Linked DNA regions of Mus musculus: region 1 is linked to region 2. The links are chromatin loops, found by intact Hi-C in ENCODE. Cell type or tissue: heart. All regions are shown on one strand.

Region 1 (8,000 bases), 100 kb before region 2:
CGACGGCACCTCGGTTCTGCACTCACACCCCCATCCACACACATGCTCACATGCATGCACATATATAGACAAAGGGTCACACGGGTGAAGGAGTATGCGTCAAAGGCCAGGACTGGAAGCTGGAAGTCACCCCCTCCCCAAGTCTCTGGATCTCTGCCCCATCACTGTCAGGCTCTCCATGGGAACTCAGGTGCCCTGCTCACGGTGGGCGGGGCCAAGAGACACATGCAGAGCTGTGTTGGCCAGCCTGGATGGGTCCCCAGCGCCCCCTCCCCATGCAGGCCTCAGGAAAGGGGGCCACCCTTGCACAGCCTAGATGACAGCACTCTTCTCCCCCTGGAAGGAGGTGCGGGAGGTAGGCCTGGCTAGCAGAAGCTCCTTCTCGTGAACCAGGCTGTCCAACAGGTCCTCCTGGCGGTAGTTGTGATAAACCTTCAGGAAAGCCAGAGTGGTGATCGCCAGCCAGGCCAGCCAGGAGGCCCACAGTCCAAACTGCATGGAAGGCAGAGAAGTGTCAGGGGGAGTGTGGCTCATTGCCCAGTGTGCTCAGTACCCACCTCCTCGCTCTAGCTCTGTGGGAAAGGGAAGGGAACATTAAGGCAAGAGCAGGCAGGCGGGCAGCAGGGACCTGAGAGCCCATGCACACCCACATTTGGCTTATTCTCTGCAGTGATCATTATGTCCTATAGTCACAAGAACCCAGCTTTGTGCAGAGCCTTGGGGGCTTGGCCATTATGGAGGAGCAGGCCCTGGGCGGAGCTCTCCCCTCCCCCACTACTCTGGGCTCTAAGGAATGCCTATAGATCAGGGAGCCCCTCTAGTCAGAGGAATAAATTGACCTTTATCTGCTGTTTCCAAACAGCTGAAGGAGAAACAATGTAATCAACTCCAGGTCTGCACAGCATCAAACCAATTCTCATTTGAGCGTGCTGGTCTTCAGATTGCGCATGCCTCTGTCTAATTGGTCCAAATTAGTCCTAAAGCATCTTAGGCTAACGTTGGCGTGAAGGTCTCTTTGACCGTTTCAGCTCATTTCTGCAAAGAACTTTTGGACTTCCAAAGGCGTTGACAGTGACAGGGACCATCTCAGCCTAGTGTTTGACAAACCAGAGCCTCCAGAAGCCAGCATGGAGCATGGGAGGGTGTCACGGAGGATGAAAGCCACAGGCAGTGTGGGAAGGGACAGGTGTCCATTCCCCCCACCTAGGTGTCTCTACCCTGCACCACCTCTGCTTGAGGTACAAACGCAAAGTCCAGAGACAGGAAAATCCTAAAGCTTTCCCAGGGCCCTCGAGGTCCCCAAAGTCACATGCAAGGTAGAGCAAGGTGAGGCTGGGATCTCCCTAGGACAGACACCGCATTTCACGGTAGCAAGTGGCTCAGGGACCCTCCAGCATTCCCTGAATGGAACCAGACCAGACTCTGTCCCACTAGCAACCACAGACCCTAGGCCCCATTTCCAGCACAATCTGCCATCTCCCATTCCCCAACCCCCTTCCCTCTCAGCCACCCAGCACTTTCCATTCTCTGGCCCCTGAGGTCGCTCCTCATGTCTGCCTTTGCTGACTCCCCTATCTCCCAACCCCTGACACAAGTCTTGCTCAGAGACCCCACTCTCCTAACCTCTCCTAGGAAATCTCTTGCTCCACAGCCTGCACCTCCCCGGCATGGCCCCACCGTATCTGAGTCTGTTTCCTTATCTGGGATCCGGGAGTCTGTTCTATCTGTCGAGGTCTCACCCCTCACCCCAACAGAGCCATTCCCTTCCGGCCAGAGACAGACCCCGCCTACCTGCCCGAGACCCCGCCTACCTGGGCGATAGCAAACTGATGGTAGAAGGCAGAGTTGTCGACGTTCAGCTCCAAGTCCGTTTCCTGGAACTCCTCGCAGCTAAAATAGCACGAAGCCAAGTGGCTGGTGACTTGTGAGCCCCTGAGCCCCCAAGCCCCCGAGCCCCCCAGGCCCCGAGCCCCTGAGCCCCCAAGTCAAAAGGCAGCAGAGCTAGGATGCAGAGAATACTTCCCCTAACCACTGAGTGGCGTCTTAGATCAACCTGATACAAGCTAAAGTCGAGAGGCAGGAACCTCAATTGAGAAAATGCTTCCAGGCTGCAGACAAGCCTGTAAGACATTTTCTTACTTAGTGATTGGTGGGAAATAGCCCCACCCATTGTGGGCGTGGCCACCCCTGGCTGAGCAGATCTAGAGGAGCAAGCCAGTAAGCAGCACCCCTCCAGTGGCTTCTGCCTCAGGTCCTGCCTCCAGGTCCCTGCCCTGCTGTGTTCATGTCTTGACTTTCTTTGATGAGGAACTGTGATATTGAAGTGTAAGCTGAATAAACCCTTTCCTCCCCAAGACGCGTTGGCCGGGGTGTTCCATTGCAGCAGTCAAAACCCTAAGACAGAGGGGCCAGTACCCAAAGGGACAGATGCCTCTAGGAACTCCACTCGGGGTCAGCTTTGGCCCCTCACTGGGTGGAGCAAGACAGGCTTCAAAGAAGAGGAGCTGCAGACCTTTACGACTGGCCCGGAGCACTATCTTGTCACTGTCTGTCCGGCACTCGGGGTCATGAGCTGCTCTGTCTAGTCAGTCCTGCAGTTCCCAGTCTGAGATGGATGTGATGCCCCCTGAGGCACATTGCACTGTGTCCCTGCATAAGTGTCACAGGGACACCATGAGGGCAATCTCCACTCACCAACCACAAACTAACATCATGGCGACACAGTGGAGTTAGCTTCAGAGCGAGCTAAGGCTAGCAAGTGTGCCAGGCGGTGTCAACTGCAGGATCCCATCTGGTGCCTCTCGGCCCACAGGGACCTTCCATGTGTAATGCTGTAGGGCTACTAGACCAAAGAGGTGCCTGACATTGAGTGGGCGGGTCTTAGGGGCATGGCAACAGGTGTGGGGGGGGCGCAGGTGGGCGGGTCTTAGGGGCATGGCAACAGGTGCGGGGGTGGGGCGCAGGTGGGTGGGTCTTAGGGAAAAGGCAACAGGTGTAGGGGTGGGGCACAGGTGGGCAAAGCCTCAGATTCAGGAAGAAAAACATAGGGACCCAGGTAAAGGTGGGTCTTGTAGGTGGCTGATGAAGCAGGGGTGAGGCATACCTGTGGGGTGTGGAGCCCTTCTCAGTGATGGTGTCACACCACATGGTGAAGCCCACACTCACGATGGTGCTGGCAATGAAGACCAGGAAGACCACAAAGGCACTGACCAGGAGGTTCAGGAAGGCGTAGAAGAAGGAGCTGCAGTGGAGTCAAGAGATGGATGCTGAAGGAGCCACTCAAGGTCTGACCCCAAATAGCTCCCCTTGAAACAGGAGGGGGGATGTCCAGGTTTTCTGGTGAGCACCTGGGGCCCTGATGGGATGGAATGGGGCTCAGAGGGCTGCTTCCATCTCCTCTGCTGCCATCCCTGCAAATGTTCCGATGTTGAGCTGCCATCTTGTTCTCTCGCAGACTGGGAGTTGGGGACTTGCCACCACTGATGTACCGGGGAACCAGGGCCAAGTCAAGAACTCAAGATCATGAGTCCTTCTAAGACCACCTACTCACTTAGTCACTCCATGTCACAGCTATGGATCCGTGTCCCCTCAAATACACAGAAATCCCAAATGCCACGGTGTGAGCACCAGGCCCTCTAAGCCCTATGTAAAGAAGGGTACAAGCAAGAGGAGAAAACCCGTCTCCCTTGCCCTTTGCTGCCTGAATCCAGGTCACACATTAACCCAGCCCCACTTCCCTCCTCAGAGAAAGAGAGCATGTGGGAGTTCTCACCCCACCATACTCTCCAAGGTCACCAAACTGTGGGAGGTCCACAGCAGAGAACAGAGCAGCCAATTAAGGACCCTGCCCACCTCCAGCCCGTGGTGGGATGGATACCAGGTCCAGGTCATTTGTACTCAGATACTAAACGTTGTGACAAAAGTGGATTCAAGGTGAGAAACTGTTAGATGGGTCTTAAAAACAAACAGCCACGAAACAATGGTTGCCATGACTTAACAGCCATTTGCACTGCTGGTGGCCTTGTTCACTTATGCATTCATTCCACAAGCCCTCTTGACCCTACGGCAGCCCTGTGCTGAACACAGAAGGAGGGCAGAGGCACAGGAATGGTGTAACCCTGACACTCAAGGTGAATAAGCTAAGAGTAACTCAGGTCACCTCTCCCCAACTCGCCACAAGTGATACCCAGCTGCCCTGGGATCACACAGGGCTGCCTGTGAAGCCACAAAGCTTGGTGACCATGGGGCTGACATGGGTAGTCACGGCATGAAGGGCAGTCGAGGAGTGGTATCCTGCTATAGCTACACAACCCCCAGGGGGTGCTGTGTGATGCTGGCCCTGTCTGTGAGCAGCTATATGCACTGCCCACAGATCACCTACTGAGCTCACCACACTGTGCCTGTCTGTCATCCGTGGCCACAAATGTCACTCATGGCAGCTCTTAGCCCTGCCCACCTGACAACTATACTGGCTTTCCCTTTAGCCACCCTCTGTCCCAAGGCTGACAGGAACCAGGGCAAGACCTGATATCCACTGCTTTTATGTGGCCCGGAGCAGGGACTCGGTGCCTTCCTCTTCCAGCATGGACGAAGACAAGAATGCAATGCATTTTGCTCCAGATAGGGACAGGGAAATGGAAAAGGGGACATATTCCTGGTCTTCCAGAGACTGCCTCGGGCTGGCATGTCCCTTCTGATCCTCCCCACACGATCCCTAGATCCCCTAGCCAGAAATGGTGACAAGGACACTGTGGTCCTGTGGTAGTTAGTTTTTCTGTAGCTTGACCCAAGCTCGGACCATCTGGAAAGAGAGAACCTTAACTGAGAAGATGCCTCCACCAAACTGGCCTGTGGGCAAATCTATGAGCAATCTTGATCGATGATTGATATGGGGAGCCCAGCCTGCTCTGGACAGTGCCACCCCTGGGCAGGTGATCCTGGGTTGTATAAAAAAGCAGACTGAGCAAACCCCGGGGAACAAGCCAGTAAATAGTGTTCCTCCATGGCCTTTGCTGCAGTATCTGCTCCATGCCCCGACCTTGGGCTCCTGCCTCCCTTCATGATGGATGAGCTAAACGCCAGAAAATGAAACCCGCTCATCTGAGCCTCACTTTCTCCCTCTGAGTCATGTTCTCAGAGCTTCTCCCATGGATCACTGGAAAGACTTATGTGGGTGAGGGACTGTGAACTTCGAGCCCATGTACCCTGGAGTGCTCACTGGCCACCCTGTACTGTCTCAGCACAGACCTGGACTGAGAAGGGCCCACTGGCCTCCCAGCCCCTCAGTGAGCTCACCTGCAGCTGTAATAGGTAAGACACTGATATATGCTCACACACCCACTCTGGCTATGTTGTCCCCACCAAGGAAGACAGGGTGATCAAGGACAGCCACCCCCAAGTCCCCATGGGCAGAGGCAAGGGCACAGGACTGTCCAGGCACAGAAATCCATCTCACAGGACAGCTGAGAACTGGGGGTTATGGACAAAACCCCTTGAAGGGGGTATCTATCCCTCCCTCTGCTGGACAGCCAGCCCCCTGCAATCTTTCCAAGGTCCCTGTCCAGCAGTGTCCTCAGTGCCTGACACTTCCTGACAACATCCCTGAAGTGAGTTTGAGACTGCAGATCTGAGATGCAGGAGCTCTGGTCCTAGCGAAAAGCCCACGAAGCTGGATCACCGCCAGGCTGACGTCTCCAGTTCTTGATTTGTTACTGTTGTTTTGTTTGTCTGTGTTTGGTTGGTTGGTTGGGTTTGTTTGTTTGTTTGTTTGTTTGTTTGACTTTTGGGGGTTTGTTTTTAATATAATATGCTAGGCCTTCCAGACCCTTGAAGAACTTCATGTGCCCAGAGCCACACCTGGATCCTGTTTCCTGGGTTTAGAATGCCACTCCTCCCTGTCCCTGAACACACACTCCAAGGACAGGCCAACACAGGAGAGTGGGTGGAAAGGCACAGCACACACAGGGTTAACCCATCTTCCTCTCATTGCATCTCAGGGTGCCCAGCCTTGGATGTGCTGTCTCCATGGCGACAGCTATCCTGGGAAGCCCTGGGAGCAATTTGAAGGCTGAGCGACAGGTGTGAGCAGGCAGATGGGTTATGCTAAGCCAGTGCTCACTATTCAGTCCGACCCTCACAGACTGCTAACCAACCCCAACCCGAAGAGCTGCTCTTGAGCAAAGCCTTAGGCATACAGCTCACCTGGGCCCTCCCATCTCCCTGAGGGATGTCCCTGAAACTCTAGGTGTCATGGATCATTCACAAAATGGTACACCCGCCTCTACAATGTTGCCCTGGACTCTGCTTCTCTGCATCTCTATATCTCTGCAGCCAGAGCCCGCTTAGCATGACAGACATGCTCTCTACATGGTAGAATATGGCCCATATGTTCAGCACCAACCACGAGAGTCCATGAAGAGGCTACAGGGTAGCCCTAGGACTGATTGGAAAGCACCTCAGTGACCTCCGGGGTTGGCACCTAATCTGAGAATCAGAGAATGAGAATGCCTGGAACATAGCCAGATAAGCCCTGTAAGTCCCAGGGCTGGCAAGCCTGGCATCCTCCACAGGCTGGATATCCAGTGGCCCTGCAGGCCCTTGTCTACCACATGATCTCACTGTAAATGCCTGCCCTGCCCCTTTGAGACTCCCGAGTCCCCTCTGATGGCCTGACACTTGCTCACTTGGCCTCTGCAGTCTGACTGGTAATTGTGATGACATCACTGTTTTCCATAGGCCACCTGACCCCTTGCTGACCTCCGCAGACCAGGTTATGAGTCAACAGTCAAAGTAAGGCCAGCTGTGCAGCCACAGAATTATAAACCTCATGGTCCAGACACTTGTCATTGTGTGGTGACTCCTACACTCCAGGCTCCATGCTTGGCCTGCAGACACAGACTAAGGTATGCCTGCACTGGCCTCATGTCCCTGGGTGTGATAGGTATTTGCGGCATGGGGCAGCTCAGCAGAGCTGTGCCCCAGTCCCACACTGTGGGTTTTGGTAAGCACTGATGGCACAGTTGGCTCACTGCCACCTGGATCATATAGGGGACAGGGTGAAGGACAGCAGCCAGGCAGCCACCTGGCCCTTGCCAATAATGCCTGGTAGCCAAGCAGGACCCTGGAGAAGATGAAGCTAGACAAAGTCACATGCTAGTCTATAGAAGCCTGAGCAGAGGCCATTCACGGTTAGAAACAGTGGAGCATCAAGAACTGGATCACAGGTTCAGAGACTCCAGTTGGTCCACAAGAGACGGTGCCCAGACCTGGCCTCTAGTGTGGACTCAAGACTATGCTAGATCTCCTCCAAGTGTTATGATGTGTCAAGTCACCTACAGTCCCCTAAATCCTGCCACAGGTCTTGGCTGAGTATGTGATAGAAGGCATCGTTCTCTCTGCACCTCTATGCCTTGGCAGCCAGAGCCCATTTAGCATAGCAGACAATCAGCCTGGACCATTCCGCCGGAGGGCAAACACCCAAAGGAGCCCTGGGTAGCTGGAAACTGCAGGCCTCGTGATGCTGGTACGGCCTGGGTCTGTAGCCTGACTCGTGCAGAACAGTCATCCCTGTGTAAACAAGATCCCCACCTGCAAGCGCAGGGGCTCTTCATGGCCCCTGGTGCCCCAGCCTCTGGTGGTCCCATACACGGACCACACACATGGGTCCTCCCTAGGGAACTTCCCTTGGGTCAACCTGGCTAGACCATGTCCGCCATGAGGCTGCCTCTCCTACAGGAAAGCCCCGAAGGCCAGAGGAGTCAGATCAGGCTATCTTCCCACTGACCACCGCCATGTCACCTGTCTCAGGGTGCTCCCTCCTGCCTCAATCTGCACACAGTGAGGTGACTCCCAGTTTGTGGACAAAAGCTCTCAAATTCATATGAACAATGAAAGACTGGTGTCAAGGAATGCTCCTCAGGAGGGACAAGACTCTGTCCTACGGAAGAGTCTCATCCTCCCAGCCAAGTTTGGTCCACATTACCTGGAGGCTCTTAGGACCA
Region 2 (8,000 bases):
GAACTGGAGACAGAGATAGGTCAGAGGCAGTCTCCAGACTTTCTAACCCCATCCATCCATCTATCCATCCATTCCAGGGCTACAGCTGCTGGATATTCTGACCCGGCTACGGTGAGTCCCTGCTGTGGCTGGTTCTGCCAGCTGCTCTCTCCCCGGTCCTTTCTTGGGGTTCCCACCACCTGGCCCAGATCTCCAGGCAGTATCTCCAGATGTGCTGAGAGATTGCTTCCAGAAGTGAACCTAGGACTCAGGCTAGACGCCTTCCTGGGCATTGCCCGTCGGAGCCATATGGGCAGGTTAGCCCAGGGCTTCCTGTTCACTCGGGATTCGGATGTGCAGCATGTCGTCGCTGTAGTGTGGTACATACTTCTGATGGTTGCACCCCTTGCTCTGGAGCTCTGGTATAGCACAGCCTGGCGTCTGTCTGCTGGCCCTGGCATCTCCAAAGTTGGGAGCCCAGTCCTGACTATAGTCAAGTCAGAGCCCACTGGGGGCTCTTTACTTCCAGGAAATCAGCGTGGGCAGCCTTACTGACTCCACTATTGTGGAAGTAGCCCCGTTGCAAAGCTCTGGGACCTGTCTCCAGGGGGACAGTGAGGGGGGCAGTTATTGGACAGGCAGAGGTGGTGGTGTCAGCACCTGCTCCCAGTTTATACTCCTGACATCTGACTCAGGCTAATCCCCTCCCCTCTCATGTTTCATGGTGGCCCAACCCCATTCTGCATCCATCATGAGAATCTACCCTACCCCATCCCTGTAGATGCCCAGGTATCCTCTGGGCAGCCTGGCAGGGTGGGAGGCTCAGACCCATGAATTACCACTCCAACTGCCATTCAGGCTGCAGAGCCTCAGGCTGGCCACAGAGTCAGTCGACCTGGGCCTTCTAGGTCCAGTGTGCTCACGTGGGCTGTGCCCAGGCTGGATCTGTGGGTAGGGATTCCAGTGGGACAGCCGCTCAGCCAATTATCCTTCTCCCTTAGAGACTTGGAGGATGCGGATCTGCTGATCCAGCTGGAAGCCTTCGAAGAGGCCAAAGCGGAGGACGAGGAGGAACTTCAGCGAATTAGCGATGGGATCAACATGAACAGCCACCAGGAAGTCTTTGCGTCCCTGTTCCACAAGGTGGGGCTTGGCTATCTAGGGCCAGGGCCTCTGCTTGGGTCAACCCAATGATGGCCGGGGCAGCGGCACAGAGCTGGTACCACAAGGCAGAGGCTGGGTTGTCCTGGGGAAGCGGTTCTGATGCAGGTCCCGGGACAAAGCTTCCAAAGATCAAAGCTATCCGAGTTGGCCATGCCTTCCTGCATCACAGCTAGGTGGTCATTATTGGGGACTTCAGAGAGCTCTGTGGCCTGGTAAGGAGGGTTCAGTAGACTGAATCTTCCTGGCCCCTCAGTCTCAGTTATTGAATGCAGCAGCTGTCATCTCAGGGTGACAGTAATAGGTAGAGACCAGGGGTGCCATTTAATGTCTCATAGCATGTCTCGGTGCCACCAGTAATCCTGCCACCGAGTCATTCATCACCAGGGCTTTAGTGAAGTGACAGGGCTGTAGGACAGGATGCCCCTGGCACATGAGAGGATAGCCATTTGTCCCTTTTGGTCAATTCAGGTGAGCTGTTCTCCAGCGTCGGCCCAGCTGCTGTCAGTATTGCAGGGTCTCATGCACCTGGAGCCTGCTGGCCGCTCAGGCCAACTGCTCTGGGAGGCCCTGGAAAACCTGGTGAACCGGGCTGTGCTCCTGGCCAGTGATGGTGAGAAGCTGGGAGGACTGAGGCGTGCCACAGGGCACAACCCGTCGTGAAGACCCCGAGGTCTTTGGCTATGTGGGGAGGCCATGTGGGAGGTGGCCACCCTTTGCCTTGTTTCCATCTCTGGCCCTCTCCCTTGACTCTGCACACTTCCTTCCTGCAGCCCAGGCTTGCACCCTGGAGGAGGTGGTTGAACGACTGCTGTCCATCAAAGGGCGGCCCCGACCAAGCCCCCTGGACAAGGCCCACAAGAGTGTCCAGACCAACTCAGTCCAGAATCAGGGCAGTTCCTCCCAAAACACTACTACTCCCACAACTAAAGTGGAAGGCCAGCAGCCAGTAGTGGCTTCTCCCTGCCAACACGTGGGCAGCATCCAGAGCTCCAGTGTTGACATAGCGCCACAGCCAGTAGCCCTTGAGCAGTGCATAACAGCCTTACCTCTACCTACCCCACCACTCTCCAGCTCCACCCCTGTGCTCCCTCCAACCCCACCCCCCCTGCCAGGCCCAGGGGCCACATCTCCCCTTCCCCCTCCCCCTCCCCCTTTGCCTCCCCCTTTGCCAGGCTCAGGGACCACATCTCCCCCTCCCCCTCCTCCTCCCCCTCCCCCCTTGCCACCCCCTCTGCCAGGCTCAGGGACCATATCTCCCCCTCCACCCCCACCCCCACCTCCCCTACCAGGTACAGGGGCTGTGTCTCCCCCACCCCCTCCGCCACTTCCATCTCTGCCTGATTCCCACAAGACCCAGCCCCCGCCCCCACCCCCACTCCCTGGCATGTGCCCAGTTCCTCCCCCTCCCCCACTACCCAGAGCAGGCCAGATACCTCCACCTCCTCCCCTGCCTGGTTTCTCTGTCCCCTCCATGATGGGTGGTGTGGAGGAGATCATTGTGGCCCAGGTCGACCACAGCCTGGGCTCAGCCTGGGTCCCCAGTCACCGCAGAGTGAATCCACCCACACTGAGAATGAAGAAGCTGAACTGGCAGAAGCTGCCATCCAATGTGGCACGAGGTGAGCCCCTCCCTGTTCCAGCCCAGCCTCTGAAGAGGGTAGGTACATACTGGTACATACTGGTCATTCTCCCTACGAGTGTCCACCGTTCCTGCGCCTACCTTTGCTTAGCCAAGGCAGCCAGGCCCTGTCAAGGCTTCGTTCCTACCTGTCTTACATGGGACTAAAGGCCACCTCAGAGGATATAGTCTCATCCAGTACACAGCCCTGTGGGTCATAGGTGTCTGCTGCTATAGGCCCTGCCCTGCCCTCTCTAAGGTTCTCTGCACAGTGGCCTAGGTGTTAGGTGCTGAAACCGACAGAAGGCAAGGCAGGGAGAGACCTGGTCACCTGCCAGCATGGACGTGTGTGCCCACACATGTGTACATAGCGTGGAGGGTGGATGATGCATTCAACCCCGGCTGGGCTCCATGCACGTCCTGTTCAGTCCTCAGAGGCCTCGCTTGGCCCAGCTGGAGCCCCAGGCCCGCAGTAAGCATGGGTTTCAGCAGAGCCTTGCCTGCCCCGCAGAGCGCAACTCCATGTGGGCCACACTGGGCAGCCCCTGCACAGCCGCAGTGGAGCCCGACTTCTCCAGCATTGAGCAGCTGTTCTCCTTCCCCACGGCTAAGCCCAAGGAGCCCTCTGCTGCCCCCGCCAGGAAGGAGCCCAAAGAAGTAAGACTAATGACAGGGCCTGACCTCTCTCTCCTCCCTGTGTGTGTGTGTGAGAGTATGTGTGTGTGTCTGTGTATGTCTCTGTGTGTGTGTATGTGTGTCTGTGTGTGTCTGTGTGTATATGTGTGTGTCTGTCTGTGTGTATGTATGTATGTGTGTGTCTGTGTGTGTGTGTCTCTGTGTGTGTCTGTGTGTATGTATGTGTGTGTCTGTGTGTGTGTGTGTGAGACATCCTCTGCCCACCCTCCAGATACCAGCTAAATGGGGGTTTCTAGGTCACTTTTCTGGACTCCAAGAAGAGCCTGAACCTCAACATCTTCCTGAAGCAATTTAAATGGTGAGTGAGGGAGTAGTGTTGCTGCCAAACTCAGCCCCAGCCGAGCAGCCAGCTCTGCCCGGCATCCCAGCCCTGCCCAGCAGTGCCCTCTGCAGGCCGGCCAGGTCCATGCATGCTCCATCCCCAGGGCAGGAGGCTGTGGGTAGCTACCATAGTCTTATCTAAGATTCCTACATGCCAGAGTACAAGCGATGCCCAGAAAATCACTGATAGACCATAGACAAGCTGTGGCCAAGTCAAGGGAAGACAGCCCTGCCTCCCAGTTTCCAAACCCTTACCTAAGAGTCCCTCCAGTAGCGCCTCGGGTGCCCACCAGCCACCCCCATCTCTAAGCATGGCAGGAGACAGGGAAATTTCCTGCTTCTTCACCCCTGCCCCCCCCCTCCAGTTCCAATGAAGAAGTCACCAGCATGATCCAGGCTGGAGACACCAGCAAGTTTGATGTGGAGGTCCTCAAACAGCTTCTAAAGCTTCTTCCAGAGAAGCATGAGGTGAGCCGGGGCCCTGATCAACCCCAGGAAGCAGGGATAGCAAAGGCCTGACCCACCTCACCCCAGGGGAGGCCCAAGGCTGGAGCCCCAGACCTGACCCACCTCACCCCGGGGGAGGCCCAAGGCTGGAGCCCCAGACCTGACCCACCTCACCCCGGGGGAGGCCCAAGGCTGGAGCCCCAGACCTGACCCACCTCACCCCAGGGGAGGCCCAAGGCTGGAGCCCCAGACCTGACCCACCTCACCCCGGGGAGACCCAAGGCTGGAGCCCCAGACCTGACCCACCTCACCCCAGGGGAAACCCAAGGCTGGAGCCCCAGACCTGACCCACCTCACCCCAGGGGAGGCCCAAGGCTGGAGCCCCAGACCTGACCCACCTCACCCCGGGGGAGACCCAAGGCTGGAGCCCCAGACCTGACCCACCTCACCCCAGGGGAAACCCAAGGCTGGAGCCCCAGACCTGACCCACCTCACCCTGGTGGAGACCCAAGGCTGGAGCCCCAGACCTGACCCACCTCACCCTGGTGGAGACCCAAGGCTGGAGCCCCATGGCTCTTCATGAGGAGCTGAGGCAGGCAGGTGCCGGTTGGGCAGACGATTGGTTCCTACATGTGGCCCTCCTGCAGATTGAGAACCTACGGGCGTTCACTGAGGAGCGAGCCAAGTTGTCCAATGCTGACCAGTTCTATGTTCTGCTCCTGGACATTCCCTGGTGAGCATGGTGGCCCTGGGATCCTGCTTAACCCGTGAGGAAGGAAAGGTGGAGAGAGCAGGGCAGGAGCCGAGCTTGGGTGAGGGAGGAAGGCAGGGCAGGAAGGCAGCTGTCTCTGAAACAGAGTCCCTAGGGCACTGGGAATGAGTCATCTGGCCTGACGCCTAAGCGTTGCTCCTGCTTCTCAGCCCCTCTCAGAGCAGAGGTGAGACCTCTTATGCCCTGAGGCCAGAGACTTCCTCAGAAGCTCCAGGCATCCTGGGCTGCTACCAAGTTGCCCGGGCCTGACTTCTGTCCTGGGCACAGGCCTAGGAATGTATATGTTCTCAGCCCAGGCTATGGGGACTCTCCCTCAGCCCACCCACCAAGGGCAGAGCATGTTCCCAGTGGCAAGCATGGTGGAACCTCCAGGCCCTAACCCCCTCCTGTGCACCAGCTACCCGCTGCGGGTGGAGTGCATGATGCTGTGTGAGGGAACGGCCATCGTCCTGGACATGGTGCGGCCCAAGGCCCAGCTGGTGCTCACTGCCTGCGAGAGTGAGTGGGGCCCAGAAGCCTACGGGGCTGGGAGGGATGGGCCTTCCACGTGTGTCAGCCCCTGCTGGAGCCATGTCACAATGGCCACGTGAGGTGCCAGCTTTGCCACCGAAACCCATAGTCACCTCTGCTGCTAACACACACACACACTCGGTCCTATACACTCAACTCATTGCACACTTGAATGAGGGCACACACTCCATACCCACAGGAACAGCATGCGTGCATATATATTCATATACAGCCACTCAGACACACAGAGCCACAAGGGTATACATACACTGACAATCATATATCCGCCTTCTGTGAACAAAGAATGGGAGAAACCTGCTTGGCCACAGTGCAGGGACACAGATGGGCTCACTTCTCTCACAAACACAGCACGGGACTCCCCACTCCCATCTCAACCACTGCACTGGGCAGGTCCTCTCTGCCACCCATGGGACAGGGTCCTGAGCACTTGGGGTGGGGGGGTGCCACAGACTGGAAGGAGTTCCTGTAGCATCCCAGAGTCCTCACCCAAAGTTCCTGGTCATGGCCATACACCTGCTGAAGCTGAGGGTCCAGCAGACGTGAACACTGCAGAACGTATCCCCGGTGTCCCTACACCTATGGATGGTGAAGGACCATAATCCCACATAGCCCTGGCCTTGTTTCCTTTCTGGTGCTGGGATGGGCCTGGGCAATACCCAGAGGCCTTGGGCCCTCCTTCAACCCTGCTCATCCATCTTAGGCCTGCTCACCAGCCAGCGGTTGCCAGTCTTCTGTCAGCTGATCCTCAAAATCGGGAATTTCCTCAACTACGTAAGTCAGAGCTGTCCTGTGGCCTGCCTCCCACCGTACCCTGAGAGTCAGGGTGCCTCACTCCCTGTCCCTCACAGGGCAGCCACACGGGAGATGCAGATGGTTTCAAGATTAGCACCTTGCTGAAGCTCACAGAGACCAAGTCCCAGCAGAGTCGCGTGACGCTGCTGCACCACGTGCTGGAGGTGACCTCTGGGGAACCGAGTTGGGTGGGGTGGGGTGGGGTGCTCCCTGTGGCTATCTCTGCTCTGTCCTCAGGCCTATTATTCTTGAGACTGAGCCACAACACTACCTGTCCTCAGCAGGCCTTAGCTACCACCACCCCCATACATGTTGGGACAGGCTCAAGCGTGATGTAGAGGCCCCAGGAGGGTCAGAGGGCTGGTGGGAGTTCTACTCACGACAGGCTCAGGACCAACAGGGATCTTACTGGTACACTGTGTTTCAGGAAGTGGAGAAGAGCCACCCGGACCTCCTACAGCTATCCCGGGACCTGGAGCCACCCTCTCAAGCTGCAGGGTGGGTGTTCCTGCCAACCCAGTGCCTTAGCAGCTCAGACTGATTCTAGCCTCCTGAACAGCAGGGCCTGATAACAGCTAAAGCATAGCCCTGTGCCTCAGGACCACTCCAGAGATGCTGACGCTTATGGTGGGTCAGGACTGTGTCAGCTATAGCTGTCAGCTGTGTGACTTAGATCAGAACATGAGGCCCAGAAGGGTTGGGGCGACTGTCTGGCACAGCCTCTCTACAAAGTGAACTTTCCTCACAGCATAAGCCAGGTCACGCCAGCTCACGATGCAGATGAGGCGCTGAGGCTTGAGAGTGGTGGCTTGGGTCTCACCACCCAGCAAGCAGGCGAACCCCAGGGGCAAAGTCTGTGCTCCCGTGCTCCACTGCATCGGGAACTTTGGGTTCAGTAGCTGCTAGGCCTTAGGGCTAATCAGGCAAGAATGGAAGTGGGCCCAACAGCTTTGCTAAGGCTCCCAGCTATGCCCAATATGACACAGGCCCTATTCTACAACGAGGGACCGACCAACATCTTGACAGGACTGGCTGAGTTGAGTGTCACTAGAACAGGCACCTAAGCATACAGGGTCCCCTCAGGACTGACTAGCTCCTGGAACCTGCAGTGTGAAAAGTGTGAGTGACCCAGGGCCCGTAGTGGGGTGTTTGAAGAGGCCTGCGTAGTCTCAGGGACTGTTCAGGCTCGTTGTGACCGTGTGTCCGCTGATGCCTGATGACCCCACCCATCTCGCCCCTCGGCGCCTTTCAGAATCAACGTGGAGATCATCCACTCAGAGGCCAGTGCCAACCTGAAGAAGCTTCTAGAAGCGGAGCGGAAGGTGTCCGCTTCCATCCCTGAGGTGCAGAAGCAGTACGCTGAGCGCCTCCAGGTAAGCCGGCAGAAGATAGCCCTCCCAGTACATTCTGTGGAGGAACACAGATCCTGGGATGTGCAGGGATGGATAGAACAGTGGGTGGACGAGCAGCTTTGCTGGTGAACACAGGCCAAGCCAAGCGGACAACAGCCCGAATCAGCAGAGCAGCTCCTCTGGCTCCTCTGTGGGCTCCCTGGCCCTAGGCTGAGGCTCCCAGGAACCCCCAGCATGCCACAGACCCTGTTCTACATGCAGACCTCTGCCCAAGGGTCCTGTGCCTAGGGCCACACCAGCATTTGCTTGCGACTCACTTGATGGTGAC

The links. Peaks named below come from ENCODE experiments on the same cell type or tissue, not always from the same donor. Only the 100,000 strongest peaks of a DNase experiment are listed, where the experiment ranks them.
Region 1: a loop joins it to region 2, with 2.4 times the contacts of the local background. A loop is called at or near these places in 5 of 42 quality-filtered maps.

Annotation. Positions count from the first base shown.
Region 1 is chr12:112,501,431-112,509,430 of GRCm38, forward strand. Tmem179 (transmembrane protein 179) reads right to left here. Exons shown (of 4, transcript NM_178915.3): 2 at 3,104-3,241; 3 at 1,812-1,890; 4 at 1-492. The coding sequence ends at 313. Among named protein-coding and RNA genes, the nearest start is that of Tmem179, 5.7 kb to the right of the region's middle. In heart, a CTCF peak has its summit at 4,320; no DNase peak of the experiment used is centred here; H3K4me3 peaks cover 851 bases; H3K27ac peaks cover 1,774 bases; H3K27me3 peaks cover 4,332 bases.
Region 2 is chr12:112,602,101-112,610,100 of GRCm38, forward strand. Inf2 (inverted formin, FH2 and WH2 domain containing) reads left to right here. Exons shown (of 23, transcript NM_198411.2): 5 at 78-111; 6 at 981-1,122; 7 at 1,612-1,753; 8 at 1,914-2,762; 9 at 3,273-3,418; 10 at 3,694-3,755; 11 at 4,144-4,246; 12 at 4,873-4,958; 13 at 5,395-5,495; 14 at 6,229-6,299; 15 at 6,377-6,484; 16 at 6,748-6,818; 17 at 7,573-7,693. Among named protein-coding and RNA genes, the nearest start is that of Gm30048, 9.1 kb to the left of the region's middle. In heart, a CTCF peak has its summit at 3,860 (motif pointing left); a DNase peak (open chromatin) is centred at 3,851; H3K27ac peaks cover 963 bases.